Regions from separate parts of the Homo sapiens genome. Here all the other regions are linked to region 2. Evidence: chromatin loops called from intact Hi-C (ENCODE). Cell type or tissue: endothelial cell of umbilical vein. All regions are shown on one strand. Each heading gives the region's core, and the rest is flanking DNA. Links, peaks and the distances in the headings are about the cores only. Region 1 overlaps ETV6 (ETS variant transcription factor 6). Region 2 overlaps ETV6 (ETS variant transcription factor 6). Region 3 overlaps ETV6 (ETS variant transcription factor 6).

What was found. A loop is a pair of places that touch in the nucleus more often than their neighbours do. Peaks named below come from ENCODE experiments on the same cell type or tissue, not always from the same donor. Only the 100,000 strongest peaks of a DNase experiment are listed, where the experiment ranks them.
Region 1: a loop joins it to region 2, with 4 times the contacts of the local background. A loop is called at or near these places in 3 of 110 quality-filtered maps.
Region 3: a loop joins it to region 2, with 2.5 times the contacts of the local background. A loop is called at or near these places in 8 of 110 quality-filtered maps.

Annotation. Positions count from the first base shown.
Region 1 is chr12:11,760,828-11,771,692 of GRCh38, forward strand. The region is part of intron 2 of ETV6 (ETS variant transcription factor 6); the gene reads left to right. Among named protein-coding and RNA genes, the nearest start is that of ETV6, 120 kb to the left of the region's middle. RefSeq lists enhancers at 1,280-1,449, 1,460-1,579, 2,080-2,129, 2,460-2,669, 5,175-5,254 and 1 more. In endothelial cell of umbilical vein, for the core only: no CTCF peak of the experiment used is centred there; DNase peaks (open chromatin) are centred at 5,474 and 5,974; H3K27ac peaks cover 1,871 bases.
Region 2 is chr12:11,880,810-11,891,674 of GRCh38, forward strand. ETV6 (ETS variant transcription factor 6) reads left to right here. Exons shown (of 8, transcript NM_001987.5): 6 at 3,636-3,778; 7 at 5,117-5,217; 8 at 10,132-10,865. The coding sequence ends at 10,237. Among named protein-coding and RNA genes, the nearest start is that of BCL2L14, 180 kb to the right of the region's middle. RefSeq lists enhancers at 3,452-4,651, 4,678-5,388. In endothelial cell of umbilical vein, for the core only: no CTCF peak of the experiment used is centred there; DNase peaks (open chromatin) are centred at 1,603, 4,052 and 4,772; H3K27ac peaks cover 3,848 bases.
Region 3 is chr12:11,739,847-11,750,711 of GRCh38, forward strand. All of the region lies in intron 1 of ETV6 (ETS variant transcription factor 6), which reads left to right. Among named protein-coding and RNA genes, the nearest start is that of ETV6, 96 kb to the left of the region's middle. RefSeq lists enhancers at 3,612-3,661, 6,166-6,385, 10,435-10,484. In endothelial cell of umbilical vein, for the core only: no CTCF peak of the experiment used is centred there; a DNase peak (open chromatin) is centred at 6,455; H3K27ac peaks cover 2,344 bases.

The DNA.
Region 1 (10,865 bases), core at 1,403-9,402, 120 kb before region 2:
GGCATTGTTGTGTGGAAGAAGAAATAATGATCACTACTATTATTATATATATGTGTGTGTGTGTGTGTGTGTGTGTGTGTGTATATAAAAGTATATGTGTGTGTGTGTATATATGTATATATGTGTGTATATGTATATGCTTCATATATATTATCCTGAATAATAACAAACTCTGCACAGTAGATATTATACCTGAGGCTCAGGTAAACCACTTGCCCGAGGTCACCCAGAGAAAGTGGAGGAGCCCCAATTTGAATCCGTATCTAATTCCAAAACCCAGACTTTTATTTTCCACTTCACCCTATTACTCTTTAAAAGTCTGAGGAGCAAATGAAAGTTGTTTCATTCTATCTATTGGTTAGAAGGAGAATATCCAAGCTAACAGGCTGATTTTTTTTTCCAATTTTTAAGCATAATATAAATTACTGACAAGAGGGCCCAGATGGATAAAATCAGAGCTATAAACCAAATTATCTTTTGAACTTGAAGGAAGATAAATTTCCATATCCAATCCTGTATGCACACTGTTATCTGCCAGATAGTCTCAGGTATGTGTGTAAATTCTGGAGTGTTAGAAACAAAACTAAATGAAGTAAAAAGAGGTTCCTTGTCTATTATTTTCCATCTTTTTTAAAGAGATGATCTACCTCACAGATGGTTATTAAACAGTAAGAAAGATGCTGTGATTGAATGAAGATTGTGTTACTGAGTTTACACCTTAAAACACTGAACTTCCTGATAATTTGTGTTAAGCCAACACGCTTCAGAAAAATTGCCTGACGTTTGGTGCCTTAGTTTACCCACATGGCATGTGTGCCAGAACACGCTACAACAGGGTAAGAGGGCAGAGAACATGCTCTTGTAGGGGTCAGTTCCTTGAGCTCTGGTTCTACGTGGCTGATTACTTGGGTCATCCCAGCAGTTCATTCCATCTCTCAGGACTGTGGTTTCCACATCTGCAAAGTGAAATGGCCTGAGTATATGATTCCTAAGTTCTCCCCAACTCAATCGTCGCATTGTTCTCTTATTCCAGAAGAGAAACACAAGGGGTATCAGCAGTGGAACATTATCTGTAAATGCCAGATTTCATGATCATTCACTTGATTTTTAGGACTCAACATCAAATTTTAGTGCAGATGGTGGTACTTTCATGACACAGGAAATTGTCCTTCGTTTTACCTGTGATTGTTTTGGGAGGAAGCCCTCCTGCAAGGAAATAGGGAAATCCAACACCCAGCTCTGTTGAGCATTTCCCTATGGTTCCTGTGATTGAAATCGGGTTAATGCTTTTGTGGGATGAGAACTGGTGCCAGCTCCTAGGCCTTGCAGGGCTTCTAAAGACTGTCCCTGCCACTCTTGCCTTATGCTGGTTCCCAGGACCTTACAGCCAGATCACAGGCCTGCTCCCCTGTTCTCATAGCCCCCTTTCTGGCCTGAGAATTGTCTGTGGCTTGGCCCTTTGCCCCATGCAACATGCACAGGTGTGGCTTCTGCTAACTATCTACTTGACCCCAACTGTGTGATTAGCGGCAATCCCCTCTGCAACTCAAGGCGTGTTTGCCTTTCCTGTAACCTGTAAAAAATTTCAGTCTGCGTTTTTCTCCCTCTGGAGATGGTATCCACTGGGTTTTAGGCTTTACAGAGCCAGCTGATCTGCGTGGATGGGCCACACTATCCTCCCTTAGCCGGCTCCGTAGCACATGCACAATTAATACTGCATTAATTAATTATGGGAGAAAAAAAGCACAGTTGGCAAGGGAATGAAGGCTTTCAGCTTCTAAAGTGAAGGCTTTGATGCTGAGCTTGAAAGTACATTTCCATCCGCCTCAGCCAGCAGAGAGAATCTGTGACACTTATACCATCCCCTGGGCATGAAAACTCACACCCAAGGAAAGTATTTCTAAATAGAGGCCCTCAACTAGTTGCTGGAATCATCTACTCATTGCCATGGGCTGTGAAAAGGGGGTGTAAGATTAGGGAGAAAAGACTCGCCCAAAGCAGCAGTGATTCGTGACCAAAGCTGATGAGGGGTTTTATTTTTTCTCCTTAAGTAGCTCTTAAGTCACCAACATCAGGAACTCTTTGTAGAGAAACAAATATGAGTAAGTGATTTGGTGCCAGCCCTCTTGAGGACATAAAATGACTCTTTCTCCTTCCTCCTCCTCCTCGCATGCCTTGCTTCAGGAAGGAACCCTAAGGTGGTGCAGGTTCCCAAACCTGTTATTCGGATGGGTTGGAAGGTTCATCTCTGTTAGGCATGGTTTCCCACTAGATATGAACAAAGTCGGGGAGAAAATGCTTTCCTTTTTCATTCTGATTCCTTCACGCCATTGTTCTTGAACTCCTCAGCTCCCACACTGACTCCTTTCACTTCTCCTATGAGGTGGTAGTGAAGCCACCTCACAAAGTCCCCTCTCTGAACAGACGCAGTTCTCGTTCCCCTATTTACAACTCTGTCAAGCATTTTTCGTGGGGGCTCTTGCTGACCTTAAAATTTGGCCGTGATTCAAATATTCATCCAGGTATCTGGGGTTTTATTAAAGGTCTTTTAGGAACACAAAAGTAGGAATTCCCTGAGAGAGGTTTTCTTCACTTGAGACTCATGGGTTATAAATGAAACTACTGGAATGCCCTGACCAAGTGCTGAGAGGAGCTTCAGAGACCCACAAAAACCTAAAAAGATGTGAAATTTGTCTCTGATCAAATAGATTTTGGACCTTATGAAAGAAAATAAGCTTTTCTTTTGATTCTTAGAGAAAAATTTTTGCTTCAGATGAATCCAAGTGTGTGTGCACGCACGTGCTTTCGTTGGGATCGTCTTATAGCTGTTATTCCAGATACCTGCTTCACAAAGCTTCTGTGATTATTCCTACTACTGTGACGATTCCTGCCACCCCAGTGATCGGGGAAAAGAACTTGAAATACAACTGGGTATTGTAGCATTGGCACTGTGCAGACGCTGTGTAGCTCTCTCATGTCTGGTACTTCTTTGTTTGCTAAAGGAGTATTGAGATTCAGAAAGTGGCTGCCTTCTAAACCTTTATTGTTCAGATAGCATTACTTTGGACCCAGGACAGAGGGCTTATAGTTGACTGTGAACGGGGTGAATGTTATACTTAAGCAGGGAATGTGGTCACCCAGTTGCAATGATTTAGAGTGCTTTGAACATAAATATCTCCCACGATGAATGACCAGGGTGCCTGAAATTCCATTGTTGAGACATTCCTTTTGGATCAGGCATTATTTCCACATAGCTCCACTTTTAAAAGTAAATCATTATGGCAGGAGATAGTTATGGAGAGAGATAATTAATACCTCAAGTCCCTAATATCTTAATGAAAATTAGCTTATCAGATCTCCTGAATTTTTTGAAGTGGAAGGACCGTGGCCAGCACGGAGTGGGTAGAGTTGGAAATAAGCACTATAATTTGCTTAGGGCTGGCCTTCTCTGTGGATAAGACAGATGGAAAACTAGATGGAAAATCCAGGCCTCCTGATTTAGACAAAACATTGTGAGCCTGGAGCTCTGAGGCCAGGATGAGCAGTCTGCTACTTACTGTGCGTGGCCATTGCTCTCAAGACATTGCCATCATCAGTCTTGGCCAAAGAAGGTCAGGTCTCCTCTAGTACACTGGCGATTTGAGAATGTGCAAGTCATCTGCATTTCTTTGACAGGAGTAGTGAATTTGGGAGTATAAATCTGAATCCTTAAGCCTTTCAACCATTCTCACTAAATGTCTTTACTTCAGGGATGATCACGTTTGATCGTAATGCCAAGATCTTGCAGATGTATAAAGGGCATGGTAATCCAAGTCTTGAGTTGAAGTAAGTGGTCAGGAAAATCTTGACCCTTGGGGAAGGAGCTACCAGAGCTGGGTGGCCTATGTGTGTGTGACAGGGAGGAGGTGTGCAGAATTTGGGGGAAAGATCCTTTGTAGTTCTCCATGTGGAATAATAACTTCCATTTATTGAGTGCTTATGGTAGGCGCTTTTCACATGTATTGTATCATTTAACCCTCTAGGCAGTCCTGTGAACTGGGTTTTATTATCCTCATCTTACTGATGAAGAGTCAAACTTAAAGAGGAAAAGGAACTTGACCAGAGTCACAGAGGTGGTAGGTGGGAGACAGGTCCATCCAATATACACCTTGCCTTCCAATAGAAGCCAAAGCCCTATTGCCTAATCTCTTCACTTTAAGAACATGAAGAATAGTGTTGAGTTCCCCTTTGAGATCTGACTGTGGTTAAAGCTTCACAAATTTCAGAAAAACAGAATAACTCACTAAAATAAAAATTTAAAGCTACCCCACAGAAAACATCTACCACAACCCAAAACTTCAGGGTTTATATATCCAGATTTTAGTGAACTATATGACTCTCCCTAGTCCCTTGCTCTGTCTCCTGGTAAATACTGTCCCTTTCAGAGCCCTGGCACATACATAGTGTAATAAGATCAGACCCCATCCCCCTACCATTCCAATGCAATCTAATTGCAAAGTGAAAATCCAGGGCCGTCTTAGATCCTCATCTGTCTACGTCTCTCTTGGTCCCCACTGCTTGATACGCAGTCTCAGGTTCAATACCATTCTCTCTTTTTGTGCTTTAGGTCTCTGTATTGTTTCCTTTTCACCACTTTTTTTTTTTTAATGAAGTGATTTTAAATGGAAAATTAAAAACTTAACTGTGAATCTGGCAGTTTCCTGCTAATGCCTCTTTGCTAAGAAGCTTCATAAAATACTGTATCTTATTCACTTCAGCACAGCTGCTGTGGGCTCTCACCACTTAACCATTCACAATATGTCTGAGAGATTAATTTTTGTAAGGCTGTGGTTTGAGATATCTCCCCCTTCCTTGTTTTACTTAAAATCCTCAGTGGGAAAGCGTGCATGGGGAAAAAAAAAACCACCACCACCCTGGATAAAAGGTACTTTGGTAACATACGTGCTTTAGGAACTATAATTTGTCATTTTATTTTCTTGTGCCCTCTTCATTTGAAATGCTGCAGCCTTTCTGCCAGAAGTCTCAAGTTTGTGTATGAGACTGAGGGGGAAACGAGAGTAGGTACCTTGTGCTGAGACTGTCCTGGGACAGTCCCGTGGTGGGTGTGAGCGTCTGTGTGATGCAGGTATGCTTATTTCTTCATGAAAGCCGCAGGTACTGGTTGCCTCTCGCAGGGTTAAAACTCTTGGCGGCTCACAGGAGGTGATGAAGAGCAAGGGCACGGGAGAATGAAGAAGCAGGAGGAAGGTGTGGGCCAGGGTCGGTTTCGGTGGGGTCCCCACTTGCTGGGTGAAAGCTGAACTGTTTATCCACACATCCCAGCAGCAGCAGAAAGCCAAGGGGTGTTTTCAGGACTCAGCTGCCAAAGTTTCTTGAAGCAGCTCTGCTCAAAGGCATATGCTGGGCTCACTTCTGAGGGAAATTTCCTTTTTGGGGAAGTTGAAGCAAAGGAATTTCCTGTGTGGGCAGACAGAGCTTCCTGACTTGAAGGCTTCTTGGAAGGGAAACAGTTTCATAATGAAATGACAAATTAAAGACATACCAGCCGGGTTCACTTCAAAACAGCTATTGAGAGTGCAGGCAAAGCCCTATTATACTCCCTCACAGAACAAAAATAAATCCCATCCTGACAGGTTTCTGTATGCCGGATTATATCCGTCCCCCCACACCTTTCTTCACAGCCTTCTTCATGCTTCCCTTCCTCCCACCCCCGCCATTAGCTGCCACCAGCTCCATCTTGAACAGCTCTCGAGAGCAGCCGGCAGCCAGGCCGGGAGCCTGTTTCTTGCTCCCTTGCTTTGTGGCTTTGCCCATCCCTGACCTGCGTGGAGGCCTTATAGGTTATGTGACAGCCCTATGCTGCCAAGACACAGAAATGACCTCTTTCCTTCCCCTTTTGACATAAAGCAATGATTGAAGACGTCTTCAGCAATGGGGTGGGGGCGGGCAGTCAGGGGAGAATGCAGCCATTTCCTCAGGCCGGCCTTTAAAATCTTGAAGGCAGTAAATGTAAGTGCTATTCCGGTCTTGGGAGCTGGGTCTGAATTCTTTGCTTTGTTGAAGGAAATAGGGCTCTGTGCTGGGTGGACGATATTCTTGTACCTGAACATGTCATTTTCTTCAGTTCCATCAGCCTGCATGTGGTGCTTTGTTTTGTTTCTGAAATTGACATGATGATGCCTTAGGAACTAAATTTTTTTCTTTAATGGAACAGGCTAGGAGAAAGAAGGATGGCGGTATCATTTGGGGCGTGAGAACAGTCATTATTAATTAGGCTTAAGTTAATGAAATAAAAAAGGCACAGGCTTTGAAATCAGTTGTCTAAATTTAAGGGCCAGCTCTAACAATATACAACCAGCAATGTAACCTTGAACAAGTCACTGAACCTCCCAGCCTCAGTTTCCTTATCTCTAAAATGGGTACAGTCATACCTTTTTCACATTGTTGTGAGGAAATTAGATTATGATTTCAGAGGCACTTTGTGAATTCCTATAAGCCTTCATACTTCTTATTAAACCACTATTGGGATCTCTGGAGACTGAAATATAGTATTAGGCTAAGACAGCAGAATTGTAGAATTTGTAGATCAATTTGGCAAATATTTAGTAGAAGTCTTCTATGTGTGCAGCATGGCTCGACTCTGTGGGGGAAAATAAACAAGTGGAAAGTTTCAGGTGGCCGCATGGTATAGCAGAAAGAATATTGGACTTGGGGCCAGGAGGCCAGGGTTCAATCCTGGCTGTCACTCAGTTGCCTGTGACTTGGTATGAACTGTTTAACCTTGATGAGCCTCAGTTGCTCATCTGTAAAACTGGGAGAAATCAAACTCTATGACCTTAATAAACTCTGTCCAACTCTAACATTGTATAATCAGTTTTAAGAGGTTTTTGCCTTTAGCAGCTGTTTATAGGATTTATTCTAAAGAGTAGGGAAGAAATATTCATTGTATAAGAGCTTGTCTGATGAAGAAGATTGCATGAAAAAGCTACACTTTTTTAATAAGTATATCTGATGTAAACAGGAAAAATGGGTGCTTGCCAGATATGTCATCTATAGCAACTTGTTTTGAGGGGGTCTCTGAATGCTGACATGAAAATGACTAGGATCATGGGTTGAACGTGAGTTTGCTCAAGAGAAGGTTCTCTTGGGGCTTTGGTTTACTTCCTCCCAGCTGCTCCAGGGAACACTCAGGATATTTCCAAATGGCTGCTCATTTAAGCCATTCCCGTTATGGTTCTCCTTGTCCAAATTGGCTTCCATGGTACAGTCCCAGTGTTGACTGGTTCTGCTAATTTGATTCTTTTTTTTTTTAATGTGCTGATATGTAGTTTTAGGACTGCTGCATTATTGTTCCTCTATCTTTCCGTTTGTATTAGTAAAGAACTATTAGCAATTTTGCCTCAGTCTTCTAAGCACGCTTTTTGATTGGAGAAAACCAAGGTACCAGAAAACTTAGATACCATGTGGAAAGTCACAGTTTACTGGGTGTGTACTATGTGTTACTAGTGCTTTAATAAATTTCCTCATTAATTTTATTCTCCCAGCAAGCCTGGCAGGTAGCTGATAGTATCTTTGCTTTACACATACAGAAACTAGGGCTTAGAGATGGTAAGTAATTGGGTCAAGGCCACAGAACTGGCTGGTAGCAGAGCCAGAATTTGAACTCATGTCTGCCTGCTCCAAAGCCTGTGTTCTTTATCCCCTCAGTGCACCCCTACTGTTTTGACTGCTGTTAAATTGACCTTATGCTTAGAACCGAAGTCAAACCCGTACCAGGGCTGCAAAAAGAAACAAAATTAACCTCATAGTCTGCATACTCTCGAAATGGCAAAAAAGCCTGCAACTTTCCGTTGTGGAAAATAATATACCTGGGTGATAAACTGAGCAAACATCACCCTTGCCCTTGCCTCTGAAAGAGAGCCTGTTCTAGTTCATCCTGGGGCCAGCTTGGCCTGGAACCCCACTGGCCAGCTCTGTCCACACCTTGCATATTAGGACAGAAATCTGCCTACCACATTCCAGCTACATAAAGAAGGTGGCCAGCACCTGACTGCCTCTTTCTCCTTGTGAAATTCCTTGGAAATACCATTTGTGACTGCTTGGGCTTGTTCTGAAGAAAATTCAAATCTTGTTCTGTTTAACAAGGATTGATTGAAGAACCCGTAGGCTCAGTGCTAGTACAAAGATAAGCAAGGAAGGAACTCAGAATAAGAGAGAAAAAACTTGGATAATAATTATCAAAACCAGTATTTATTGAGCACCTACTGTGCCCAGTAGAGTAGTAATTACAGGAGGTAAATATCTAAAACTTACATAGCTCTTCACAGAACATACATCTGTTCTTGCTTCTGTGTTTGATTTTATTAGCTTTCCTCTGTACACATAAGCTTTTAGTGTATGTCCTATTATTGAAGTCCAGAGTTTTATTATTTTTCACTTATTTGGGCATAGATAGTTCCAGAATTTACTTGTCTTCCTCATTCTCATTGTTAATCTCATTTTTCTTCCCTGGAGAATATGGACTTTCAAAACTATTTTTCAATCAAGGCCAAAATATTTCTTAAAATTCACTTCTATTTAAAACACAGATAACATCCAGGAGAAAATCTGAGAAGAAAAAAAAAAACGATTTTGATGGTACCTGATTATAAAAGACTCACAGTACTAAGTTATTCTTTGGCACGTGTAGCAAAATACTATGTAGGTGTCATTTCGAGTTCATAGTAAGGGGAGAAATGGTGTCATTTTTCCTGCAGAGAAATTTAATCTTTCACTTTAATCTTTCATTGGCCTATAGCAGCCAGTGGGGTCTTTTAAAAAATTCTTTTCCTTCATATTCCCCGTTTGAGCTTAAGGTACAAAAAAAGAAAATACTCTTGAAATGCTGTGACCAGATCTAGACTGTAACATGCCCCTTCACTCCTCTGGTGAGGAAGTGCGGGAAGGTGGAAGACATTGAGGGGTTGATTATTTACTTCGTTTGGAAGTAAGAAGGGAGGTAGCTCTTATTTGGAATAAGAGCTGTCTTCAGAACAGGTGTGTGCTCTCCTGAAGCCCAGAGCTGTGACTCCCTGGGTGTGTCTCTTACCTGTGCCCTTGGGCAGGTGGCACGGGAGAAGAATACGATAAGAGGAGGATGGTACAGACAGAGGAGTCACAGGCTGAACAGGCTGTCACCGGGGCAAGATGACTGACAGGTGGATGGAATTCACCATCCTTTCCTTTCAATCAAAAAAAAGGTAGAAAGTTGCTCATAAGTAAGTTTGAGTTATATCATCTTCTTCATAGCCGTTGCTCTTCAGACACAGGTGCTGGTAATCAGGAAAATGCAAGGAAACAGCTCTGGGGAAAAGGAACAAGCCTCGTTGGCCTTGAGAGCCCCAGTAGACCATCAGGCCTTGCTTTGGATATTGGGAGGTGACAGTGCCTTCTCACGTGCCTGACAGTTTCCCTGCACCACCAAGACTCTGTGTGACTGAGGCCGTGGCCCGGGTTTCAGGATGGGCATTCAGAGGAAGGAAGTTCCCCCTCCTTCACTTACCTCACGCTTACTAGATGCTGGGTTGCCTATGCCCATGTTAAAGGAAGCCAGATAACTTTCTGTCCCCATGTGATCCAGGCCCATCCTGAAGCCTGGGGGTTCTGAACATAAGTATGGCGGTTGCAGCCTTCCTTCTGTGACTTCTGGAATTCCTGACAGAGAGGGTCATATCTAGCCACTGTCAACCGGATGCTAGACTTGTTTTGTTAGGCCCTTCCTCCTTCCCTTCCTCTACTTATCTTCCAATAACCTTAGGATTTGGAGGAAATTAAAATAAACCTTCTTCTAGAAAGGTGTCAGGGACCCATGCACAAATGTAGCCTTTTTGATGCTTGAGAAAGAATGCCTTTTTGACTTCCGTGAATAAAGAATAAGTCACGGCTAATGAGTAAGTAACAGCACGTGCCTGTGGTCCCAGTTATTCAGGAGACTGAGGCAGGAGGATTGCTTGATCCCATGAGTTCAAGGCTGCAGTGAGCCATGATTGTGCCACTGCACTCCAGCCTGAACAACAGAGCAAGACCCCATCTCTTAAAAAAAAAAAGGAAAAATGCCTATGCAATGGCTCTGAGGCACCCTCATGGTTGATCCAATGGCCTTGCCTAGTGATTTTGACATGCTTTAACTTGTGACCAACATCTAGTCTATTTGTCTCCCATTAGAGACTGGTTGTGACAGCATTGCCATTGACCTGCCATATATAGGAACTCCAGTGTCTGAAAACATAGCAGGACTTTGTAGGTATTAACATTGAGCAGTGCTTTCACATTTTACAGCTTACCGTGATGAGCAAGATATTGTGTCAAAAATAGTGCATTGCAGATATCAATAAGAGGTAGGGTAGGCAGTGATTTCAGTGGTGTCCCACTCCACACTGTAATTTTGTTTCTTTGGTCAACTAATGTAAGAACTGAGTCTGTAACTCTAACCTAGGGAGCCATTGCTGTGTGTCAACTTTGTTGCTTTAAAATCTTGAGACACCTTTTCAGTATCTCCCACTTTGTCTGAGTAGTCATACTTTTAATGATATTTAAAAGTCAAACTCTAAATACTTTGGAGCTAAATCTCAGCAGAGATAAACTTCAAACTGGTGGGAGTGGGGGTAGAGAAACCCTTCTGGGAGTCAGAATGAGATACTTGTGTGTCTGGACTGGTGGCAGGTTTGTATGTTACCAGAGTGATCTCCATGGTAACGGATCAACATGGCGCCAATGACAACTCTACACTAAGAGCTTCAGGTTCCCATGAGAAAGTGGATCCTCACAGCAAATAGGAAGAAATCAAGAAATATGGATCCACACTCCCCTTCCCTGTAGAATTCTGG
Region 2 (10,865 bases), core at 943-8,942:
CATTCCCAATCCAGAGGAATCCAATGGCGTCGTCAGCCTATTTGCAATGGAAATGATTGTAAACCTATAGGGAGACATAGGAGGGGCTGCACACAAACTACTTTCGTTCGTCCTGATTTACTGGCTTCTTTTCCCCCTAGAGATACAGTCTCACTCTGTCACTCTATCGCCCAGGCTGAGTGCAGTGGGTTGATCATGGCTCACTGCAGCCCCAAACCCCTGGGCTCAAGCAATTCTCCCACCTCAGCCTCCCAACTAGCTGGGATTACAGGCATGCACCACCACGCCTGGATAATTTTTAAATTTTTTGTAGAGATGAGGTCTCGTTATGTTGCCTGGGCTGGTCTTGAACTCCCGGACTTTCAAGCAAGTCTACTGCCCCTGCCTCCCAAAACAAACATTGGGATTATAATTATAAGCCACCACACCCAACCCTAATTTACAGGCACTGTATGTGATAATATGTGATTTTGTCAGATGTTTTCCAGTTGGAAGAGATTATGGAAAATTAAAATGTGTCTGCCATTTGATAGTAGGACAAATACTGAAATATTAAGCCACAGCTGAGTTCTGGCCTTAGTCCTTTTGGGGCTGCTCTGACAAACTGCCGTAGACTGGGTAGTTGGTACGCAATAGATACGGATTGCTCCACAGTTCTGGGGGCTGGGGAGATCAAGGCCCTGGCAGATGAGGCATCTGGTGAGGGCCCACTTTCTGGTTCATAGACAGCACCTTCTTGCTGTGTCTTCACTTGGTGGAAGGGTGAGGGGTCTCTCTCAGGCCTCTTTTAAAAGGGCACTAATCCCACTCACAGGGGTGGGGCCCCCAAGACCTAATCACCTCCCAAAGGTACCTTGGTAGTTAGTTAGGATTTCAACAGATGAATTTGGGGAGGACATGAAGATTCAGACCACAGCAGATCTCTATTTTCCCTTTATAGAGAAAGTAATTCAAGACAAGGAGATGCTTACAAGGGAAAAAGACACTTTGCCACTTTTTACTGCTTTGCTTAGAAACTAGAATCATCCTCCTTCAAATGCCTGTAAAACGAGCTAGATTATTCTCAGTCTGCAGTAGGACACTGATTTCTCAAGGTACTTAAGATGCTTGGGTTGCTCATCTTCTCCACACCCCCACCTCAGCCCATCCCCTGGCAATACAGAATGCAGCCATGGCAAGACGGGGTGGGCAATAGAAGTGGCTGGACAGCTTCTGTTGTTAGAATGGGGTTCAAAGTCCAGGACTATGGTGTTGTTGTTTTAAGAAGGAGGCCACTTGTCCTTTTCCAAAACACAATGAGTGACACACCACATTAATGTTTAAACACAGATAATACAGAAGAAAGGATTCCATAAGGGATACTAAAGATTTAGGGCTGCTGTACATTTAATGGTAGTTCCTTGAAAGATTAAGCTTCTGGAAAATGCCACAGTTTTCTGCCAGTGTCTTCTGCTATTCAAAGAGAACGCTGGAGTTCAGAAAAGATACACTGAGCAGGTGTACTTTGTTCTGGAAAGTCCTAAGATTTTATAAACATACACCCATTAACGAGTTTCTCTGAGACTAGAAATTGCATTGGGAAGTGTGTCATAGCATGGGTTTTGGGGTCATGCACAGCCAAGAATCCTGTGTGTCATTCATAAGCTGTGTCCTCCTGAGTAAATCATCAAACCCTCTCAGCCCCAGCTTCCTGATCTATAAAATAGGAATAGCAACAGCACCTGCCTCATAAGGCGGCGTAAGGGTCAGATGTAACCAGGCTTGTCGAAGCCACAGCACAGTACCTACAAATAGCACCCACTAAATACCGTTGTTATTTTTATTACTTTCTCTTCCCTCCCATTATCACTAATATAATAATCCTGTAAAGTAAGTGCTGTTATTCCCACTTCATAAGTGAGGCAACAGAACCTCAGGAAGATTAAGAAGCGTGTCCAGGGTGGCCCAACTGAATTCCCCTTGTAAATATACCCCCAGAGAAGGGTGTATGTTTCTCTGCAATGCGGATGTGTTGGCTGTAATATATTCCAAGTCTCAACTGGACACTCCCCTTTCAAATGTGCCAGGCCTAGGCCTTGCCCAAAGTAAAAAAGAAAGAACATTGTAGTGCAGGAGTCCAGAGTGCAAATCCTTGTGACCTCAGGCAAGTTATTTCAACCTCTCTGAGGATCAGAAATAATACAGGTAAAGTGCCGAGTTCATACTTGTAATTCAGTAGTTGATCTTCCATCACCAGCCATTCTGACAAGTGCCTATAAAAAGTGGGCATTTCCAGAACCATGCAGTGAACACCTGGAAATTGGTGCTGCTCCTCATCTGGAGGCCAGTTAACCTTTAACTCAACCTAGAAGGCACACATCTGTCCCCAGCTGCCTCTCCAGGTTCTGCTGGAGGGCAACCACACACCTTCACAGCACACATCCAGAAAGTCATAGAACAAGGGGAAGGTGTACATCATGTCTTCTTCTTTTTTTTTTTTTTTTTTTTTTTTTTTTTTTTTTTGAGACTGAGTCTCACTTTGTCACCGAGGCTGGAGGGCAGTGGTGCGATCTCGACTTACTGCAACTTCCACCTCCTGGGTTCAGGCGATTCTCCTGCCTCAGTGTCCTGAGTAGCTGGGATTACAGGCACACGCCACCATGCCTGGCTAAGTTTTTGTATTTTTAGTAGAGACGGGGTTTCGCCACGTTGGTCAGGCTGGTCTCAAACTCCTGGCCTCAAGTGATCCACCTGCCTCAGCTTCCCAAAGTGCTGGGATTACAGGCGTGAGCCACCACGCCCGGCCATGTCTTCTCTTTTAATTTACTAGCCCACAGCCAAAAACCAAGGCCCAACACCATGCCTAGTCCATATTAAATCACCTAACACTTAATAAAATATCCATTGCCTGACTAAATGTTCAAACATCAGTTCTGCAAGTGGAGAAAGTGACTTTTGCACTGGGTTCCTTTCTGCCATGATCCACTATATCAAAACATTTTTTAAAGACCTCCAAAATGTGATAGAATGAGAATATCTGTATCTCTTTTTGAAACCATGCTAGCCACAGTTCCCACAGTCAGAGTCACCAAGCCACATAGTTTTTCTTTTCCCACCATTTTTCACTCCTCACTCCTTTTTGCTGTGTTTTAGCCTACCCCAGCCTTCTCATCTTTATCCATCCATCTCCCACCAACACCAGGATAACCTTTTCACTCCACTATTTTTTACCACACAGCTCTCTCTGTAACCATCAGGACCCTCTTTCCACCCTTTTTTCCTTCCAGCCTGCATTTAACACACATTCAGAGCCCATTGATTCAGTTAGAACTTGCCTCCCGTCTTTCACATGGGTTCTGCCCAGGTTTAAGTTTGGGTCACGACCGTGGACTTCTGGGTCACTGTATCATCATCTGTGGAGGGAGGCTGTCGCCTGGATCATCTCTGAGGCCTCCGGTGGGTCAAAGGTCACACAACAGGACCTCCCTCCATCTTTCTGGGCCTCCGTTTCTTCCCGGTAAAACAAGGAAGTTAGTTAGACAATCAGTCAACCCAAGCTAGGCAGAAGCAGTTGCTGGATTCTTTTTTGATTCTTCTGGTTAGTGCCTCAACAAGAAACATTTTCAACAGTGTTTTCTTGCCCTTTTCCTCTGTAGACTGTAGACTGCTTTGGGATTACGTCTATCAGTTGCTTTCTGACAGCCGGTACGAAAACTTCATCCGATGGGAGGACAAAGAATCCAAAATATTCCGGATAGTGGATCCCAACGGACTGGCTCGACTGTGGGGAAACCATAAGGTAAAAGGGCAGCAGATATCTGCTCCATAAACTAGTGCCAAAATGAAGTCCTTATCCCTGGATTGGAGGATAATCGTCTGTCTTCTGCTTTTTACGTCTGCCCATACTTATTTAGTTTATTCCTTGCTGGGCAAGCAATTAGGCAGTTGCAAAGGGAAGGAAATAATTAAAGATGCATCTTGCCATTTGTTCCTGAGACCAGGTGCCCATTAACTCACATATCCTGGTTTGCTGGGCTGCATCATGAGTGACTCTTGTTTCCACTCCCCTTGACCTGATCCCGCCACCTCCACTGTTGTTAGGAACTGGGTAAAAGGGAAGTACAGCAAGACTCTCTGACTCACAGGGGACCTTTGGGAAGTGCCACTACTTTTCTGCTCAGTTAGAAACTCCCATGTTCCCCAAAGCCCATTTCTTTATAGAAAATACTTAGATTCTGACTGTAAAACATCCCCTTTATAAGCAAGCGATGCAAGAAGTTTGCCCCACAATTTCCCAAACTGGGAGGAGGGAATGGAATTGAATAAAGTCTTTTGCAGTAAGGAAGACTGCTCAAGTGCGCAGTTGTAAAAAGCGGGTAACCGTGATCCAGGCCAGTCGATAGGTGGACCTGAAGCAAAGCCTGATGTTGGCATGGTGGCACAACCCCAATCCGCTGAGTGAGTGAAAAGGCAGGGAGGCCCAGCCAGGTGTGCCCAGACCTGCAGCCTTCTAAGAAGGCAGTGGGTAATGCAGACCATGACCAAATATGGCAAGGCCCCACTGACAGACACTTCCATGTGTGAGTCACTGAGAAAAATCCCTCTGCTACTCCCACTGTACCATTGCCTCGGGCCCAGAACCACTGTATTCTTGCTTCCACAACAGGAATTTAAACAAAAGAATTGTCTTCCTTAAAATGACAGACCAGAAACACAAGTTTGAGAAAAGGTCATTGCAACAAAAAAAAAGAAATGCTGTGTGGGTCAGAAGGTGAAGGGTGACCCAGAGATAGGGGGAACCTGCAGGAAATTCCTCAGGCGGAGCAGAGAGCGGTCTTGGGAAAAGGAAATAAGCGAGGCTGCTATGGGATCTGCTTTATTAGCTAGGGCTCCAGGACTTCGGACAAAGGGTGATTCACCTTAGGAGTAAACCTTGGTGACAGTGAATATAAAAAGCTAAAGGGTGGGGACAGATGTGCCTGGAAGGCAGCCGATTAGCAGGTAGCTTCCCAAACTGGCAGGGCCACAGGCAGCAGCTGAAGAGCTTTTATTTTAATAGCTCCCGCAGTGCCTTTTCTGAGGTTCATTTCATTGTGTCTTTGTGCTTTTTTTCTCCCTTCCTCCTTTGAACAAACAGAACAGAACAAACATGACCTATGAGAAAATGTCCAGAGCCCTGCGCCACTACTACAAACTAAACATTATCAGGAAGGAGCCAGGACAAAGGCTTTTGTTCAGGTAGCACTTCCTTTTTCTCCTTTCCTTCTTTTGGGAGGATGCTGTTTTCTTTAAATAACGGGGAGTGGGGGGAGACTGTTAAGATCTCTACCTGCCTATCGGATACCCAAAGCCAATCATTGCTACAAACTGGATACCAGGTACTGGTTTGTTAGGATTTAAGGAAAATATTTTTTTAACTTATGTCTGTCCTGTAATAAAGCCAAAACTAAATGAACAGAATCTGACTCACCTTTAAAATAACGCAGTGACCAAATAATATTATGTGGCATTAAAGTCCGGTGTAGTTAAAAGCACAAAGTCAATGGCAAAACAAGGAATTAAACCTAGACTTCCAGGTTACCATCGCTGTAAGGCAACTTTCTGAACCAGTATTTGTCAAAATGCAGGTAATGACCCACAGTGAGTCATGAAATAGATTGAATGGGTCCATCAGAGCTTTTTTTTTTTAATGAAATAAGGATAGGATAGGATAGAGTTGAAAATGCCAGACTGCATGACATGTAGCAAGAATGACAGTTGATTCATGAAAATGTTGTTCCAGGTGTGTATGTACGTGATGAGTCATGATGTAAAATGTATTTCTTATAATGCATCGTAGTCAGAATAAGTCTACAAGCTGCTGCACTAGAATTTTTCTTTCCAGAATTCCTCATAGATAATGAGTTCCAACCAAGTTAGCCTGCCACCACATAGATTGTAATTCCAAGTACTATGCAAGAGAGGAGAAAGAACTGGAAGAAGAAGGAGGGATCTGAAGGACCAATCAGGAGATGTAGAAGTAGACCTCTGGTGCTGGTGGTAGTCATTAGCGGGGCCAACTGCAGGTTGGTAGAAGTGAGATCAACAAACACAACCTTGGGTGATGAGTTTTGGCAGGTGGGCCAGAAGAGAGTGGCAGATGGGGCTAGAGATGTAGATTGTGAATTATCTATATACAGGTAGGAAGTGATACCATGTATGAACAGATGAGCTCACTGATATGATTAATTTATTGGAAAGAGCAGAGAATCTGGTCTTTAGCATTGGGAAGGAATGGTAACTTAGGAATAGTAAAAGCAATTAAGATCTTCAAAAGAAACGGGAAAGGCTCTTCAGGAAAGGGAAACAGAATAGAAGGAATAAAAAAAGAACCCTCCATTCTCTGGCTCTACCGTATGGCTTTTCTTCATCCTTCAACCTAAACGCAGTCCTTGGCTCCCTTTCTTCCCACTCTATACCTTTTTCGTGGATGAACTGATCCCGACACACAACTTCATTTATCACCTCAGTGGTTAGGCTCTTAAATCTCTATATCCAGCTCTAAAATCTCCCTGAAATTCCAAATTTGAATGTCCAAGAGTTTCCTGTAGGCTGTGTCCCCTTAAATATCACATTTAAGTATTTCAGACATGACATCTTCAAAACAGACACTTGTCTCGGATTAGAAATTCCACCCAGAGGCCGGGCATGATGGCTCACACCTGTAATCCCAGCACTTTGGGAGGCTGAGGTGGGCAGATCACGAGGTCAAGAGATCGAGACCATCCTGGCCAACATGGTGAAACCCCATCTCTACTAAAAGTACAAAAATTAGCTGAGCGTAGTGGCATGCACCTGTAGTCCCAGCTACTCGGGAGGCTGAGGCAGGAGAATCACTTGAACCCGGGAGGCAGAGGTTGCAGTGAGCTGAGATCGCGCCACTGCACTCCAGCCTGGTGACAGAGCGAGACTCCATCTCAAGAAAAAAAAAAAAAAAAGAAAAGAAATTCCACCCAGAATTATTGAATTCTTTACTCATCAGGGGCATCACTGCTGTTTGAAGCAGCCAACTTTGAAACTACAGTTCCCTTTGACTCCTCCTGTATCCCAGTCATTGTGCTAGATGGACCATTGGCTCTTCAGCACCATTCCCACTCTATTCTGTGTTGCAGGGGCTAGAAGCCTGGGAACTACATTTCCCAGAAGGGACTGTTGCCAGAAGTTCCCAGGTTGGAGTCTTTCAGTGACAAGCAGTTTCATGAGATCTGGGAGACTAGAAAAAAGTAAAGGCTTCCCTGGCAGTGGAAGCTGATGTCTGGACTTCATGATTCACATCGGGATTCACTCAACAACGTCTTTCTGTCTCTAGTCCACTCTGCTGCCTCCTGAAACCATAATACAAACTGCCAGCTGCCCTACAACACTAATACAGTTCCCTATGCCAGAAATGTATATGACTAACTTTTGCCTTTTTAATACCTACACCCTCAAGGCTCAACCTCAAGTCTGTTGCCCTGAATGAGGCCTTCTTCAGCTGCTCCAACACACATAGCTGTCGTCTTCCATCATCACCTGGGTTTCCTGGAGCCCTTAACTACACTACAATTTGCTTTTTCTTTTCTTTTCTTTTCTTTTTTTTTTTTTTTTAGACAGAGCCTTGTTCTGTCACCCAGGCTACAGTGCAGTGGCACAATCTCGACTCACTGGAACCTCCACCTCCTGAATTTAAGCAATTCTCATAATTATCATGCCGTAGCTAATAGTAGCTGGAATTACAGGTGCCTGCCACCACACCTGACTAATTTTTGTATTTTTAGTGGAGACAGGGTTTCGCCATGTTGGCCACTCTTGTCTCAAACTCCTGGCTTCAAGTGATCTGCCCACCTTGGCCTCCCAAAGTGCTTGAATTACAGATGTGAGCCACTGTGCCTGGCCAACTTGTTTGTTTTTCTAGAGACAGGGTCTCACTCTGTTGCCCAGGCTAGAGTGCAGTGGTGTGGTCATAGCTCACTGAAGCCTCAAACTCTGGGCTCAAGCCATCCTCCTGCCTCAGCCTCCGGAGTAGCTAGAGCGACTACAGGATTTATATTTTGAATACAGGTTGAGTATCCCTCATCTGGAATGCTTGGGACCAGAAGTGTTTCCAGTGTTTGGATTAGGGATGCTCAGCCTGTAGTTTTATGTGTCAAGTCCTTCTCCCCGACAACTAGATTATAAGCTCCTAGAAGGTAGAGGATTCTATTTTTTATCATTCTATATTAAACCTTTCAGTTAATGCTTATTGACAGCCTGGTGTGGAATATCAGAAGCTTAATATGGGAAAGTCGTCAAAAGAAGAAAGGGGTGGTTTGGGGGGCCAAGCATAGGACATCTGTGGAGTTGGCTTAGAGGGGCTCTTTATTGACTTCGGATGTGGAGGGAGAAATTTTAGTTAGGGGATAAAAGAGGAGAAAAACTGCAGATGCTACAGATCATACTGCTGGAGAAGTTTGCCAGTAATGAGCAGGAAAAGCAGTAGTAGCCAGAAGATTGATAGGCTTCCAATAAAAGATTTTCAGTAAGAGAAAGGAATAGTGCTATTAGTGAGGGAGAGATTAGTCCATTTTGAGGAAATGAATGTTAGAAGCCAGACTTGCCACAAAATGAAGGTTTCTTGGTATAAGACCTAGTATGTAATCAAGTGAGGTGTTGAATTGTAGATACTCTTTACAAGATGTTTGAGTGTTGAAGAAGATGGAGGTTTAAGTGTTGAAATCATGGACTAGTGCCATTAAGCAGCTCTTTGATGAGGAGACAGAACACAAAGAATGAGTAGGACTCAACTCGTGAGAAGAGTCAGGAGGGCTCCAGATAAGGGAAAAGCTAAAGATACATGGGAGAGCATGCGCCATGATTTATACAAGAGCCAAGACCGCTAGACTGCATTGGGTTCATACTGATGAACAGTGGAAAATAAGAGCTTCCTAGGTAAAGATGGCAGAAAGACCCGATGAGCAGAGCAAAGGATGCACCTTTGACTTGATGAGTGGTCATTTTAGGCTTTTGCATGTGGAGGAATGAGAGAAAATGTAAGCTCTAAGATAGTGGCGCAGGGCAGAGTATATGGGGAGAGAAAGGTGTGCAGGCACAGAAGGGGACTGGAACGGGTGCTCCTACAGTGTAGGTGGAACATCTGCAACCAGGCTGCCTTCCTGAGCCATGTAAATTATGGTCAAAACATGTCACTGATGTCACTTCCAGTTTAACCCATTGAACAGGAAGATGAGGCTTGCTGTACACCCCAGTTGCAAAGGTAGACAGACTAAAGAGGGTTCATTGCTGGCATTTTGGGTGAATCAGTGATAACATTGTAAAAGATTTTTTTTTTTTTTTTTTTGCCCTTCCAATTTTCCAGAAGCTCCACTAAGTTGTCCTATTGTCAGCATTTTTCACTTAACATTTAACTATATCCTTTGAAATTTAAGTAAGTTTTGAATACCATTTCCTGGGCTCACAGTCTGGAATGGAAGTGGATATACAGCTCTCATGAGTCTGTAAAATCTAATTCTGTAAAAGAAAGAACATATATACATGGTCTGGACCAAGGCTTTCTCGTGTGGTCATGCATTAATGCACCACGTGATCCCAAAGGGTGCTCACTACGTCACAGACAGCCTAGACTTTTTTTTTTTTTTCCAATAATTAGGATTTCACTTTGTCACCCAAGTTAGAGTGCAGTAGCATGATCATAGCTGACTGCAGCCTTAACCTCCTGAGCTTAAGGGATTCTCCCACCTCAGCCTCCCAAGTAGCTAGGACTACAGGTGCACACCACCGTACCCAGATTTTTTTTTTTTTGGTAGAGGTGGGGTCTCGCTATGTTGCCCAAGCTGGTCTCAAACTCCTAGGTTCAAGTTATCTTCCCAACTTGGCCTCCCAAAGCACTAGGATTATATGCATGAGCTACCATGCCTGGCCCTAGTCTTTTTAAATAAGCATTTTACCACTTTTTAGACAGTCAGAGAAAGGAGTACCTTTTCCTAATTTGCACTAAGTTAACATTAATCTCGGGGTTCAGTAGCTCTCCAGCTGTATAAGATGATGGAGTCTTTCTTTATATACAGGCTAGAGTTCAGAGTGAAGACAGCTTTAGGAAAATGGAATCTCTTACCTCCTCCACTTCTTCTTCCAAAGGTTTATGAAAACCCCAGATGAAATCATGAGTGGCCGAACAGACCGTCTGGAGCACCTAGAGTCCCAGGAGCTGGATGAACAAATATACCAAGAAGATGAATGCTGAAGGAACCAACAGTCCACCTCAGCGGGCCAGCAGCCCAGGGAACCCCTGCCCACCAGGATTGCTGGAAGTGTGACGGAGCAGGCGGGCTGAGGAGAGTGGAAAAGGAAGCGACCCAGAAATGGCAGGGACACTTCTCTTGCAGACCAAGAGGGACCCTGGAGCACCTTAGACAAACTACCCAGCACAGGCGGGGCTGGAATTCTGGCGGAGGGCATGAGCCTGGGACTCCATGTCACGTTTCCTTCTGATTTGGAATCTCTCCATCTGTAATTCCTCACCCTCACCCTTCCACCGTTGTTAGTATCATGGTGTTTTTGTTTTTGTTTTTGTTTTAAGAACCTGCAGTTTGACTCTTCATCGTTCATCTAGGGGAAGACATCTGATGTTGTTTTCCTATGGAAATATATATCTATTATATATATATTTTTTGCAAATCTCACAAAGTGCGGCAAGCCCAGCTGGTCAGGAAAGAGAATACTTGCAGAGGGGTTCAGGTTCCTCTTTTTCCTGCCACGTGGATCAGGTCTGTTCCTGTTACTGTTGGGTCTTGGCTGAAAAAAAAAAATGCTTTTAAAAAAGATAAAATGAAAAGGAGAGCTCTCTTTTTCTCTCTCTTGCTCTGTTCTTC
Region 3 (10,865 bases), core at 1,819-9,818, 140 kb before region 2:
TCTAGACAGTGCCTTACGGGATCCATCAGAAGCATTATTGGACTTTCTAGGGAAAGTTGCTGGACTTCAAAAGTTAGAGTCATAATTTTTCCCGTTGTGTTAACAAGTTGCTTTATGTGGATGGGTTTATGACAATTGAGGGTTGGAAAATAGGTTTTAATAAGAGTAAGTTAATTGAGAGGACAGCTTTACCTCTGTTAATCAGAATGATTTTAAAATGCATTTTCACCCACTCAGAAACCACTGATTCTCATGGGAACAAAAAACTACATTCGTGCGTAGTACGAATTTGTGCCTGCTGGGTCCTTGTACCTTTACGCCAGGCAGAAATCTCCGTAATCGTCAGTGTAGATTTCATTTCCTTGTGGCAAGGAATATAAAGTAATACAACCAAAGGGGAATTCCACTGCATGAAAGGAAATATTAGTGCTCGTCTAGCTCTTGTTTCAACCCTATAAGCTCCAAGTGATTTTCAGAGTCCCTCCTTCAACTTTTTTGTTAAACTTTCCAGATTTTCCTATTTATAGATTTCAGTTGTTGGCAGCTACATGTTGGAACCGTTGTTGAAGCCCCTAGTAAGACTTGATGCTGTAGCACGCTTTCACAGCTTGGTTTGCAAGTTGCTTTCTAAAGATGCAAAGAGAATTACTACCCACTCTAGTAGTTTGAACAACCCAGTGAATTTCAGATATTAAAGCCATATTCATGCCACTGTTCTCCTAATTCTATCACTGTTTAGAATTGCATTTTGTCTAAAGGAAGGATAGATAGAATACTACTAATAATATCAAGATGCTCAGAAACTGTTGAGAATTTTTTTTACAGGAAGAACTTAAATTTCCAGAGGCTTTTAAAAAAAAATTTATTAAGGAAGGAGTAAATAAATACGCCGGGTTCTTGAGTAAACTACTTTTACCCTTCAGAACCACTTTGTACGTAGACTTTATCATGATGGCCAAGAGTTTTTAAAATACTATAGGCAGAGGGTATACTCTAGAGAAAGAAGACAACATTGGGTTTAGGACTGCTAGCCCCATCCAGAGCAGTTATGTGGTTCATTCAGGGATCTTCTTAGCCCTTCAACCTCAATTTCTACATCTGTGAGGTAGGTTTTGTGCTAGTTCTAGTGACATGACTCGTGGGTGTATTAGGAGGATATAGCAGCATGTAATTGAAGGGCTTTTATCTTGGAAAAGCCTTAGTAGGCTCAAGGTTTCTAGTTGTTTAGGGTTCTAAGATTTTACTAACTAGTCAGCTGCTTGGAGTTCAAGGCATTTCTTCAGATTATAATGAGTTGATAGTGCAGTGTGCAAAAATAAAGACCGAACCATGGTAAGTAGCAAGGTTACTGTAAGGAAAAAAATGTGTCCCACTGGCCCCTTTAAAATGGCACAGGTGCATCTCTGTAGCAACCTTGACAGCCATCATGTGGGATCATTCCCCTCACCCAGGGAACAGTGGTTCCCCAATCTCCAATCTCTCCATTCTCCAGCATGAGAAAGTGGTCTGGAGCTTGATCACATGAAGATGGACAGACACAGCCTTTTGGATGCGAGAGAGGGAAGGGAATGCAGGCCAAAAGTGGGGTGGGTTTTCCTTTCCTCTTCCTTGTTTTTTATTAACCTTGTCTTGCTCCTGCCACACACAAGTGCAGCCAGTGCTCAGGACACTGCTCCGTGTGGAGCTCCGGAAAGTGAAGCTGAGAAGCCTTCCTTGGGGTGGACATGGGGGGAGCTGCAGAGGCAATAGGGAGAAAATAACAACCATGGCTCAGGCACTGCTTGGAGCAGTTGTTCATATGTAGGTCAGGTAGTCATCATTCAGGAACTTCCTGTATTACACAAATAATCTCTATTTTATGGTTAAAGGTAGGACAGTGATAATTTACTCAGGAGGGAAGGACAATTAGCAAATTGATTAATAAGGTTTCTAAAACCTATTGTGAAAGAGAATCCTTTAACATATGTCTTGATTTATTCTGCTTATTTATGTCTTGATTTAAGACAGTGATTCGCAACTTTAGCTCTGCATATTGCAATCACCTGGGAGCTTTAACAGCGTTCATGCCTGGCTCCCATCCCTGGAGATTTACTTGGCTATTGGGATTGTGTTTTAAAGTTTCTCCAGGTGATTCTAATACACAGATAATAGCCAGAATGCCTGATTTAAAATGTTTCCTGAATTGTTAGCTGATCTTGAGTGCATATTTTCTATGTACTGTTGCACACTAATAGTTTTAATGAAGGCACAGAATCTTATGTAAAATAAACTGTTAATTGGTCTTAACTACAGGGCTACAAGAGTTTCCTTCTTATTTCAAGCTGCTTAATATTCCGTTAATCACTGTTGTCATGCACACACACTTCTGTATTCCATTCTCATTCATTTACTTTTTAGAATGGTATTAATGCTGGTGGCATTTGCAGGGTAGTAGTCACCTTGTCAGTAGAACTTGCTTTAGTAATTAGTTGTCAGAAACAAAACTCCCCAGACTTTCTACCCATGACCACAATGAAGGGAATGATGCCTTTTCTGAGTCCCTATTCCTAAGAATCAGGAAATTTCTATGATATTTGACAAGTATAGGTAGAAATTACTTGCCAAGGTGATTATGACTTCTGGAAAAAATTTTTTTAAAGGAAACACAGGTGTGTAACACTCCTAATCAGTATATAAGATTGTTTGTATGTTACTTTTTCGAGTTATAAAAGGAAGAGGATAAATTCTGCCTCCTTCCCCAGTTACTGTCAATCTTCAGTCTTCTTTTGAATTAAGTTAGTTTCCCATTTTACAACATAAAGACAAGTTTAATTCTTAAGGCTTACATAAAAAAGTAATGTTTAATTTGGGATTTCTCAAATTCTTCATCATAATAACACCTTGCATTAGTAGAGAACCTTTGTTGCAAGAAGATCAAAATATTTTATAAGCTTCATCTCATTTTTCTTTTCTTTCTTTCTTTTTTTTTTTTTTTTTTGGAGACAGCATCTTGCTCTGTCGCCCTGGCTGGAGTGCAGTAGCACAATCACAGCTCACTGTAGCCTCAACCTCCTGGGCTCAAGTGATCCTTCCACCTCAGCCTCCCAAGTAGCTGGAACCACAGGCACATGCCACCATGCCTGGCTAATTTTTCATATTTTTTGTAGAGACGGGGTTTCGCCATGTTGCCCAGGCTGGTCTCGAACTACTGAGCTCGAGGGATCCTCTTGCCCTGGCCTCCCAAAGTATTGGGATTACAGGTGTGAGCCACTGCGCCAGACCTCTTTTATCTTTGAGATAATACCGTGTGACGACAAAGGCTGGGTATTGTTATCCGAATCTCTCACACAGCAACACTGAGGAGACATTGACTCATTTCTTTTACGTTGCTTTTTAAGTACAGTATTGTTTGGTTTTGTTGAAAATTATTTTGGTAGTAAACATTTTCCAGAGATATAAATCTTTTCCAGACTCATTTGCGCTTGTTACTGTAGGTAGAATTCATGAGGCTTTTCCTATTTCTGTTTATTTCGGAGCCTGAAGTGACCCAGGAATTATGTGATATATGTAGAGCGAGGGAATTTCTTCAGTTTGACTGTGGTCCTGGTTGTAACCCAGCCTTCTTCCTTACAGATGGGGGTGAGGGTTGGGGTATCCCTTAGAGCCTGGTGTGTCTTCATACAAACAGCTTTGCTGGGGCTGCCTAGAGCCTGGGCCAGCAGTGGGGTAGTATCAAGTACAGGGCATTATTCAGCGGTTCTCCACACTCTCCTCATTTGAATGAGAATATAAATCTTCTCCCCTGGCTCTCATGTCACATCTTTAAAACCTCAAGTTTCTTATTAGGCATGTGTGGTCCATTTAAGCTCTAGACATTTCGAAAAGATAAATCACAGGGCAAAACATCTTTCTAGTTTTGAAGGAGGTCTGAGTTGCAGCTCGCTGGGGTTGTGAGTCTGAGCCGTCGCTTTTCTTTCTCTTCCTTTTACAAGACTTCCAGGATATAGCCGTTAAAGAAGGACACAAAAAAGAGCAAAGCCCTCAGTGATGCTGTGGCACAAAGAAGAAAGCTACTTGAGGAGGAGGCGAAGGGTTTACGAAGAGGCAAAGAATGCAGGTGAAGGGAGGGAGGAGTTAATAGTTAAGGCTCAGGTTCCAAGCCCTTTGGGCTGCCAGTGTCTGCAGGAGCCTTGCTTTCATCCTTTCCTTCTGCCCAGGTTTTAAGTCTCATGAGTTAAAACCTGGGGAAGCTCCCACCCCAGGTCCACTGTGAGGGAACGTACAAGAACAGTCACGTGGCAATAGTACATGCCTGGAAGGTATCTCTCATTTGGGGGGAGATTGAGAAGCGCTGTCTAATGGTGCCCTTGATACAACTAAATAGCAACTGTCTCAGTTCATTACTTGTTAGCCCCAGGCAGGGACAACGCAGATTGGCTAATTATAATAGCCAGACCATTAAAGGGAATAGCATTAATGGAGGAGAAAGCAGCTAATAAAGAGCTGAACTTGGCCACTTTGTTGTGCCCAGGATACAAGCTGCTGTTAATTTCAGTACCTGTTTCTTCTGCTGTTAGAACTAGGAAGAAAGGATTTAGTGACCCTCTTTCAAAAGGTGGATCACAAGCTTAGAGGCATTGCTGGATAAATTCAACAGCAAGACTTTATTTCTTCCCCAGAGGTGACGTCTGATGGTTCTGTATAAATAAAGTCACACCACCTTTCTTATGCTGAATTGATGCTGCTGACCTGCTGTTAGTAGGACATGCACTTTTATGGCGTTTCCAGGAGTGGTGATGTGTGTTGCTGAGCTCATCTAATCTCTGCTTTGAGCAAAGGCAATCCTCTATATCATGGCAGGGATTAGAGGTATAGCCTGGGGCTGCAGAATGGTGTGATTTAAATTTTCCCATGCAGGTTCAAAGCTTGTAACTTTGCCTGCGTGTACATCCACACTGGGTTCCAGCCACATGAACTGGGCCACCTTCATAGACCTCCCTGGTAACCACAGCCTGACGTGACAAGGAATCACAGTTTTACTTTCCGCTTACTATCCATGTTAGAAATATCTAAGGAAATTCAGGAAAAAAAAAAAAGAGAGAATTTCATGGCATGTCAAGAATGGAAAGTATCTTAATTAAAATGTTTTAAAATGGGAACAATAAAGAAGTCGATTTAAGTTTTTTGCTTTGGTGCTTGTCTTTAAAGAAATTGCTCCTAATTCTAGAAACTAGTGCTTTTTCTAATTATATTCAGTAGAACCCTAGGATCCTGTGAGGAGGCATAGGGGAGTAATTGATAAAGAAGGGGACTGTGGTGTCCGTGTTTTATTTGGAGCTGTTCTACCCACACTGTAATTTATAAGCTCTAACTTACCAGGGGAGATAAGATTGTATAGAACCAGCATCTTGCAGTTATACGGAACCTTTAAGTTCTCCTACTCCAGCTCCTTCCCAGTGCAAGCACGTGTTTTAGAGTAACTGTTCAGCCTCAGCATTAAGTCAGCTTTAGGAGAACAGTAAATCGCCCATTTATCTGGAGACTTCAGCTGTTTGAAAGGCCTTCCTTCTAGTGCATCGGTATCTGTTGCTGGCTCTGTCCTCTGCTACTACAAGCAAGCCTTGAGTCTCTCTTAGACTTGTCCTTCCTATATTTGAAGACATCTCCGAGAAGATTTTAAATCTTTTTTCCCCCACAGGCCACATATATCCTTAATGCCTTCATCCATTCCCCTCTTGGGAATGTGCATCTTTGGGCCATTGGAGAGGTCTTGCTTGGACTGCGGCCACTGTGATTTCTGGGGGCAGACTCAGCTCCTTCTTGGTGTAGAGATCTGCCCACTATAGGCACCAAATAGATGTTGGCAGGCTTCTTTCCTCCTTACTGCTTCTATTTATCTCACCTGTACTTTTAGATTTGCTGCTCTTGGGTAAGCAGATAAGAACAAGGGAAATGTCTTCCGTTGTTGTTAAAGACAATGTTAGGATAGAAAGTAATATGTTTGTACTCAAAAATGCCCAGTGAGATTTCTAGCCACGGCCAAGTTATCATTTGCATAAGCAACCTGGAAATGCCCTCTTGGTCCTACTGATTGTGTCCCATGGTTAATGTAGATCCCTGGATAAATTCGAATGGCTACTCCTGCTCAGGGGTCATGCCATGAGAACTTTTCTCATACATCAGATAGAGTCCCCTTCCGTCAGCTGAATGCATTTACCCCTCAGTCTGTGCTACCCATAGGATAAGCAACATGCATAAGAAGGTAGGTGCCTTGGCTTAGGCAGCTCTGTTGAGTCACCCTCAAGAATCCTGCTGGAATTCTGTGAGGAGTGAGGATGCAGAGCAACGAAATATTCGAAGGCTGCTATGATTTTTACAAGCTTGAACCTGTCTCTTGGAATTCCCCATTGTGAAGTCATTGTTGACTGGTTGGCATTATAAAGCAGTTCAGAGAAGTAAAGTTAGATCAGTCTGCACGCAAATACCAGCCACACCATCTCCCAAGCTAGTGACTGGAACTGCGGTTTTCAAGTCAGTTTCCTCATTGCGGAATGGAGATAACGATGCCTTCCTTGCAGGGTCATTGTGAGGCTGAAATAAAATAAAGGCTTCATGGGAACACATACCACATGCTCACTTAATGCTAGCTCTCTTTCCTGATTGTGGCAGTGACTGTATTTTCCAGCTACAATTGTGACACGTGTTCTGAGAGGTGTTAAGTATTTATATACAACTACCCATATGTATTTATGGGTAAAAGGACACGGAACTTTAAATATTGAGACCATCCTGGAAATTCTAGGATGTATGATTGCATAATTTGTAATGCCTGCTATAGGCCTAGCCTCATAGTTGACCCTTGATGGATGCTGAAATATTTCTTAATCATAGGGAGAAAAAAAACTCAATGACCTTTTACAGAGATGTTTGATTGCAGGGCTTATTGCTAATGCTCTCTCTCTCTCTTTTTTTTTTTTTTTTTTTTTTTAATCTCACTATGCAAAGATAATACAGGTCTGGGTAAGAGGAAGACTTAAGATGCTTTGACTTAATTGTATCTGCTTGACAGAAGCAATATACTGCCTTCTGATTTTAGGATGTAACCATCCAGAAAGGCAGAAGAAAGGGACAATTTCAGTTCTAAACAGGAATCCGAATATCTCACGTCCTGAACCATCTACATAAACTAGAGAAAGGGCACTCCTTAAGACTGGTGAAGCGGGCTCCTTGGAAGATCCCCACAGCAACATTGAGTTTGGTTTGTCTGGCGTACCCTCTCCCCAAGGGCTGAGTGGGCCATCTGGGTAACCTAGAGAGGAGACTTCAGATGCTAGGAGTATAGTTCCTACCCATCCTCATTTTCACAGGGTACACTCATTTTTTTCCCCTTGGAAGTACTGATATGTATTCTGCAAGATGAATGTTGAGACCCAAACACCATTTGGCTTGTAAAAATTAATGGCTTAGCATCCAGAGGGATGTTGCTTTCAGGGCAGGGGGGACACTGGACACCAAGAAGAAAGCCAGCTTGGGCCCCTATACCATCTTGGATGTCTAAACCATCTTCTGGTAACTCTCTGGATGAAAAGAAATCATGAACTTCACTTCTGTGATTTGGTGGATGTGGATTTTGCTACATCAAAATTTGCATTTGAGTCTCTGTGGTGTTCTTTCTAGCCGAGATGCTAGGGTATGCTCTTTCTTTCTGGGGAGATTCCAAAAATGTTACTCTCTGTGGCTGTGTGTACAATGTCTATTTAGAAAAGAAGACTGGCATTTGCATCTTCTCTCAAATTCTTTACGTTTGTCTCACTGAATTTTGGAGTGGACAAAATATTCAATAGCTTTTTTCAAGTGAAAAAAATGTCGACTTTCAAGAGTGTATTACTTTAGGTTCTTGTGTATATCTGTGCTTTCCTGGTGGCAGAAACCTAGAAAACTCTAGAGCTCAAATTTCAGCGTATTCAATTTTTTGTTAATGTGTCTATAGCTTGTTAATAAAAGCTTACTTAATGAAAGCCAACATCACCACCACTTGAAATTTTTGCAGCCAGAAGAGTGTACTTAAATACTTGTGTATTCAGACTTCACTTTAATAAATTTCAATAAATAGCTTCCCATAGGAGAGGTTTCTTCTGTTGAATCTGTAGAAGTTGACGACGGTACAAGCATCAGCTTTCTCAGGCAGCTTTTCTAAACACCTGCAGGGTGGAAAAGAGATCCTTCTCTCAAAATACTGAATATTGCTGGCATGACCACTCTTGTCACTGGTGCCTGCTGTTTTCCATCTTATCTGGGTTGCAGGTTTCTTCACAGTGATGGGACACCGAAGTGCAATGGGATGAAAGCATGCCTGTGGCATTTTTACCCTAGCTGTGGGGAAATGACCACTATCCTGTGTCCATGACACTCTTCCTCCTCAGGACTTTCAAACTAGGCTTCAGAAGCCATCACTGGGGGCAGTCCTGGCATTTATAATGGGGATAGGGACAATTTCCAGGAAAAGTTTCTATATCAAGGACATCTCAGTTCTGCAGCAGAGAAATCTTTGAAATTACCTGCAAACCATCTTTTTGCAAGCACAACCAACTTTATTTCTGTTTTAATTAATTCCAAAAATGCTTTATTTCCAGAATGTTAATATTTAGTTAGCAGTAGGCTCTAAGTTTCCCAACCCCTCAGCCTTTTCAGAGGGTATAATAATAAATGTGTAAATGTGCTAGGGGATCCCCGTGATTTATGGAAGCTTTATATTGAATAATTTTGAAGAGGAAAGACCTTTTGGTAATAATATTCATTTTTTGACTCTTCTGTAATATGCAACCTGAGGGTGGGTGTGGGGGAACGTGGAGAAATGCCATTCTCCTACTGAGCACAGACTGTATACACCTATTTTACAGGGAAGTCACGGGCTCCTAAGCATTCAGTTTAAAAATGAGCAGAATTAGATGGGTACCCTTCATTGGCCCTTCATGGCTAGGGGAGAAATGGGAGAGGGAACGCAGCTCATTTTGGCTTCAGTCCTTACGCTTTCAAGAGACAACCCTACTCCATACTTCATTATTTTTTTTAAAGCTTTCTATAATGGTTGGTGAAATTTACATTTCAACTCTTGCCTACAACAGTTTTCTGCCTTATTTTCTCTTCCCAGCGCTTTGTGCCGCCTCCTTGACAACCTGCTCATAGGTATTACAATTGGCCTCAGAAATTGCAGTGCTTCCCTTTTGTTCAGCTGGTTGGCTTGATAGGTTGTATCTGCAAATTTGAGAGCAGCGTGTTTTATTTTTTACAGCATCTAAACAATAATGTAACCACATCACGGCATTCTGAGTCACATCATTGACCTCCACCAGCAGTTTATCCCCCTACAACACTTGAATACATTAATATCACTGTCTGTAGCATTTTAATTTAATTAGAGCAGCGGTTATAATCCTCTTGGGAAAATCGTTATCCCCCCCATACACACACACACACACACACACACACACACACACACACACACACACACACACACACACACACCCCTACTCCCCATAATGTTAAAAGAAAGAAAGCAGCTCTGGTTTTCATCTGTCTGACAATTTGCTTTAGAGGTGGGACTCTCACCACCACCCCCTCCTTTGTTGGGGTCGCACCAGAGAAGCAGTTGTGAGAGTAAAGAGGTTCCCTTTATTTGGGAAATTAGACGTTAGTGTCCTTAAACTTCTCTGTCTAGATGTCTCCATCTGAGATAGTGGTATTTGGTTAATTTTTCCAATTGCTGATAGTCTGCTGATGTGCCAGGGTAGATGTTAAGTGCGAGGTTATTGCAATAGAGTGAAAAATGAGCACTGTGAGAGTCAACCTAGAGATTCACAAAAAGAGAGACAAAAGGAGTCTCTGTAGTGTGGGATTCCCAAGAGTGTGTTTTGTTCTCCTTGGAACAGAGCCCACTCACTGTACAGCATCCTTTTGGGGTCCCCAAGTGCTCTGCAGCCACCAAGCCCAGAGTTACCTTAGGTGTGCCATGGCTACTAGAAGAGTGCTCGGGGCCCTAGAAGCACATTGTGCATTTGTCCGTCTTGGTCAAGGTAACCTCTCTTGTTGCTGACAAGTCTCTTCATTGAGCCTTTGAAAAAGAGCTTATGGTGTGGAAAACTGTCCTCCAGCTGAGTAGAAACCATCATCAGGAATGTGAGGAGATCAGTGGGCCACAGTCTCTTCATCTCTGGCCTTCCTTTTATAAGTTTTCATCATGAAATAGCAGTTGTCTCCATCTAAAATTGTTTGGACGGGGTTTGCGGGGGATGGCGTCAGATCCCAGAGCAGGTGCAGAAGTGTGGTGTTTCACCGTAAGGTCAGGGAACCATGTAGAAGTGAAAGCACACCAAGGGGTTACTTTTAAAGAGAGCACAGTTGAAAGGAAGGTCCAAAGCAATGATAATTTAGTAAATTACAGTATATACACTTTCAGGGTAATAGCTAGCCAGACTCTTTTGTCAGCTGGCTGGGGATGGAGTTCCTAAGAAATGAAGTCCAGTCAGCATGGAGGGCCGGGTTTCTCCCAGCTTGCCTTGGTGGAGTTGGGGCAGGCGGGGATGAGGCGGCCTCACTCTCATGGACTAGCCAGAGTGTCTTGTGAGTTTCTCTTTGCTTCAAGGGAAAGAAGAGTCATTGAATTTCGAAATGCTGTCTTGTTTTTTTCTTGCACTCATGAAGCACCATTTGAAGACCCTTTGGCTGCCCGATGTTTTCTTCACCAAGTTTCACTTCTGCAAAAACCCTAACAAAACAGAAAGCTATTTCCGAGAATAAAGTTAACGGTAGATATCTAGACATATAGTGGGATTTGGGGGGTGTCAGACAAGAGTTGAAGAGTATGGAGAATTTGTTAAATTCTAAAA